Linked DNA regions of Homo sapiens: region 1 is linked to region 2. Evidence: read pairs that join two places in POLR2A ChIA-PET (ENCODE). Cell type or tissue: A673. All regions are shown on one strand.

Region 1 (2,500 bases), 140 kb after region 2:
GTTGTTACTGTCCAGTCATTTCAGTTTCCTCATGCTGATTGATTATCAGGAAGGCGAGGAGTTACCATGGGTTTTCTAGCCATGCAGGAAGGGTAATTGACTCCAATAATCAGAAGGACATTGAGGGCTGCACTTACATACTGAATGTGGCAGGGAAGAATATGTTTGGAATCCAGCTTAGGCGTTCTGTAATATTCCCTTGTCCAAATTTGATGTATACAGACAATTGCAGCAGCCATGGCCCAAGAGGGCCCAGTGATTATGACTCAGATCCTTGAGGATTGAGGGTCTGGGTTGTCTCACCAGGTAAACCACCTAGATTAGAAGAGGTGCTAGCAAAGGGCACCTCTTTGGGGAAAACAGAACGGGTAGGGGAGAAGAGGAATGACAAGTATTGGTTATGGCCTCGAGACTAGCTGTAGCTGTGAAGGTTGTAGTTTATTTCACTAACGTTCCTCTTGTATATTTCCTTTAGGAAGAGGGACCAAGCAAAACCCCAGAAGAGTTGATCTCAAAGCTTATTTTATGAAGAAAATTGACCTGAGTGACACAAAGGGTTGGACTGTAGTAGATGTCACGTTTTGCTGCCTAGATCTCCATCCAGGGATGAACTCTTATTTCCTCAGCTTCTTTGTCTCCTCAGCTTCTGGGAGGGTTGGCAGCTGATATTCTCACCTGAGTCCCTTTCTAGGACTTGCCCTTGCCTGAAGAGAGCTGTGCTGCCCAACATGATGCCTCCTCCAAGGTACAATCCACACCCAGTGACTAATAAACAGGGGTTACAAAGGCATGCCTGCTTGCCCCAGTTTGGGACAACTTTACCAGGCCAACCCAGCCTCAAGGCTCTCCACAGGAACAGGTGAGGCCATAGTTGTGATTACATCACAGGTCAGTTTCTCCTCTGCCCAAGCCTTCTTCCTTCATTCCTCCACAGATGCTGATCCTGAGATTCCTTTCCAGTAAACTTCCTCCATGCAATCTTCATCTCAGGAGTCTGTTTCCTGGGGAAACTAACCTGCAACTGATACAAATGCCTATTCTGTGAGATAAAACACTAAAAGTACAATGCGAGTGGTATAAATATTCTGCTACAGGAATACAAAGTCAGGTATCATTTTTGACTTAGGTAGTCAGAGAATGGAGATATTCTGAGTTGGACTTCTGAGATACTAGGATTCAATAGGTGAAGGGAAGATGAGATGGTATAAGACTAACATAGGCAGAATTTTGCTAAACGAATTGGAGATGAAACATCATAAGTGCAGGTGCACAAGTAGAAAAGTAAAATCAGAGCTCAAGGAAGGAGAAGTGATCCAGCTGGGCAGAAATATGGGGCCTATATAGAGATATACCAGGAAATAAAGCCAGGACGAATGGCAGGGTAGGACCTGATTGTTAAGGGTCTTAAATGCTGGGGTCAAGATTGTGGCCCTTACTTAAAAGTTGGTTGGGCATGATTTTGGGAGTTGTAGCAAAAGATGTGGCAAACTCAAAGCTTCCTTTTCATGTAAAGTATAGAGAAGTGGAGGTTCATATCATTAAATCACTGTAATTTCAGTGTGAACTTCTAACAATTTGAGCTAACCATGAGATAGGACACCTTATCAAGCAATGAGCTCTTCATTATCTAAAGAGATGCTGAATTTCAAGTCCATGTAGAGGAAGTCTTGTGTTGACTAGAGCATAATATGTCTGGGGGGACTTTTCTTCTTTTTTACTGATATTTAGTAACTTGGATATTGTGCTAAGTGCTTTACAGGTATTCTTATTTAATCCTCACAAGGCAGTATGGTAGATAATCTATTATATTGAAAATAATGGGCCAGGCACAGTGGCTCACGCCTGTAATCCCAGCACTTTGGGAGGCTGAGGTGGGTGGATCACCTGAGGTCAGGAGTTCAAGACCAGCCTGACCAACATGGTGAAACCCTGTCTTTACTAAAAATACAAAAATAAGCGTGGCATAGTAGCTCACACCTGTAGTCCCAGCTACTCAGAAGGCTGAAGCACGAGAATCACTTGAACCCACGAGGTGGAGGTTACAGTGAGCCAAAATCACACCACTGGACTCCAGCCTGGGTAAGAGAGCATGACTAGGTCTCAAAAGAAAGAAAGAAAATAATGAACAAAAAATGTTGAGTGGGCAGTATTAAATTAAAAAAAAACCTAATGTATTAAAGAAGGAGAAAAGTATAAAAATTAGTCAACAAGCAGAGAAAGAAAGAAAATATAAAGGTAAAAATGTATGTTATCCAAATGAGACCTCTTAAGAAGAAAAAATAAAGGAAATTCAAAAAATAAGTTAGGAAATAGTGAGTAAAATTATGAAGTTAAAAATTCACCAAAAATTTATTGATATGTCCAAGTTCAGCTTGTAGTGAACAGACTCTTCTTATGCAGAATTTGAGCAAAGTGCTAACACAACAGAGTTAGGTAATGGGATGAGGGTCAGTCAGATCACTCTATTTTTGGAAACTGGTTTCATGACTGCTTCCCCTTA
Region 2 (2,500 bases):
TACTGAAATCAGGGAGCAAAGGAGAATGACTGTAGTGATTCTGTCAAAAGTAATCTTGAACCAGACTTTTAAGTGAGGAAAACTTGATTATACAGTCAAGACATGTTTTAAAAATCTCCTGTTCCTCGTATTTGTTTCCATTTTAATCTTTGGAGATAAACTCATTCTTCTGTTTTTTAAAAATTGAATCCCCCCTACCCACTACCCTAAATCTGAGTATTTTTCTTTAATGAAGTAATCTTTTCTTTAGCAATGTTATATAGTCAAAGATAATTCTGTTTTCCTAACTGCCCCAAGTAAAAAGCTAGTGAAGTTAACCATTTTATCATTACTCTAAACTTTCTAAGCAAAGAATCACACCAACTCTCTTTTGTCATCCAGGTTGAGTAGTCCTCAACTGAAATGCTTTGGACCAGAAATGTTTCAGATTTGGAAATTTTTTTGGATTCTGGAATATTTGCATTACATTTACTTACCCAGTTGAGCATCCCTATCTAAGAATCCAAAATCTGAAATTCTCCAAAGAGCATTTCCTTTGAGGGTCATGTCGATGCTCAAAAGCTTCGGATTAGGAATACTCAGTCTGTACTACCTATACCCATCCACTCACCACCCCAAATAAAAATCCCAGTTTTTTTTTTTTTTTTTTTTTTTTTGAGATGGAGTCTTGCTTTGTCGCCCAGGCTGGAGTGCAGTGGCACGATCTCTGCTCACTGCAAGCTCCGCCTCCTGGTTTACGCCATTCTCCTGCCTCAGCCTCCCAAATAGCTGGGACTACAGATGCCCGCCACCATGCCCGGCTAATTTTTTGTATTTTTAGTAGAGACAGGGTTTCATTGTATTAGCCAGGATGGTCTCGATCTCCTGACCTCGTGATTCACCTGCCTTGGCCTCCCAAAGTGCTGGGATTACAGGCATGAGCCACCACGCCCGGCCAAAAATCCCAGTTTCTTAACTTTAAAGAGTCTAAAATGTTTTCATCTTGGGTTTACCAGATTTCATTAACAGATCTCTTCCAAATCTAATTTCTATTCCTCTTACTTCTCAATCTCTTTATTCCTCTCAAATGCTTATATAGAGTCGCTTTATTTCCCTTTCTTCCAACTTTGTATATTCTCATAAATACTACTCTCATAAATATCCTCATCACTCTAAGAAATTTTTTTCCTTGAGTTTCAATTTAAATAAATTTTTGTAATACGTTTGCTTGTTGAAAGCTTTTCACAAAAAACGTTTAACAGAAATGGAATATTTTAAACTTTATTAAAACAAAATTCATTAATACTGTTGAAGTAAAATAAAGCATATTATACATTTTAATGGCATTCTTCTTTTTACATGTATAAAAGATTAGGAAACCAAACTCATAAAAACATAAGATTGCAATCTCAATTTAAAACAACCAAATGAAAAATAGGCCATTCACACTATTCACTTTGTATTTTTTCCAAGGAAATAACAGTACCTTCTCATTTTTAACAAGCTGCTTTCGAATTGCAGAATCCCGTCTGAAGCACAACGCCTTACAACATGGGCCAAGATTACTAAGAAGACTTGCTCTTTCTTCTTTTCGTAGTAATGCAGCCATATTGAGAGCCCCCAATTCATGTTCAAAGAGATTGTCTGCATCTTTCAAAAAAAAGTAAACATGCATTAAGTTTTACTAAAATAGAAAAGGGTTACCAACTACTTAACTGAATATTCTACAAATTTTATACTTTATTAAAGTTAGCAACATTGGTGAAAATTATTTCACATTAAAGGCAATATATTCTCTGTGAAGCACCTTCAACACGTAGTTATGTTGGTAGTCTCAAACAAGAATAAATATTCTGATAGCCACTTTAAATTTACTTAAAATATAAGAAAAGCAGACTGTATGTGGATCTCAAGGTAGAGCCCAGGGAATTTTTTTTTTAATTTTAAACAATTTATTTATTTATTTATTTTTTGAGATAAAGTATCTCTCTGTTGCCCAGGCTGGAGTGCAATGGCACGACCTCGGCTCACTGAAACCTCCACCTCCTGGATTCAAGCGATTCTCCTGCCTCAGCTTCCCGAGTAGCTGGGATTACAGGCGTACACCACCACACCTGGCTAATTTTTTTTTGGTATTTTTAGTAGAGATGGGGTTTCACCATGTTGGCCAGGCTAGTCTTGAACTCCTGACCTCAAGTGATCTGCCTGCCTCGGCCTCCCAAAGTGCTGGGATTACAGCCATGAGTCACCGCCCCCAGCCCCAGGGAATTTATTTAAAGAACGTTTTTAAAGGATGTTTTAAAGAAACGTTCAAGTTAAGAATCATTGAACTCTAATTCAGTATACTGCTTACCATCAACTACTATTTAGAGTTTTAGATTTCAAGACTTTATTATAGCAAGATTCAAATGTTATAACAATATTCAAGTCTGTGACCTCTAAAAAAATTAGTTAAGAAAGTGATTGTTAGATAACCTGCAAACTTTGTCCTAGATTTGGTCACCATAAAAACCTGGGACAA

The links. Peaks named below come from ENCODE experiments on the same cell type or tissue, not always from the same donor. Only the 100,000 strongest peaks of a DNase experiment are listed, where the experiment ranks them.
Region 1: POLR2A ChIA-PET joins it to region 2 with 12 read pairs; 2 of 35 experiments call an interaction of 5 or more read pairs at or near these places.

Annotation. Positions count from the first base shown.
Region 1 is chr13:46,097,923-46,100,422 of GRCh38, forward strand. The region is part of intron 1 of CPB2 (carboxypeptidase B2); the gene reads right to left. It overlaps CPB2-AS1 (CPB2 antisense RNA 1), which reads left to right. Exons shown (of 3, transcript NR_046227.1): 3 at 476-2,500. Among named protein-coding and RNA genes, the nearest start is that of CPB2, 5.9 kb to the right of the region's middle. In A673, no CTCF peak of the experiment used is centred here; no DNase peak of the experiment used is centred here; H3K27ac peaks cover 435 bases.
Region 2 is chr13:45,958,018-45,960,517 of GRCh38, forward strand. It overlaps ZC3H13 (zinc finger CCCH-type containing 13), which reads right to left. Exons shown (of 19, transcript NM_001330564.2): 18 at 1,466-1,629. Among named protein-coding and RNA genes, the nearest start is that of ZC3H13, 93 kb to the right of the region's middle. In A673, no CTCF peak of the experiment used is centred here; no DNase peak of the experiment used is centred here; H3K27ac peaks cover 455 bases.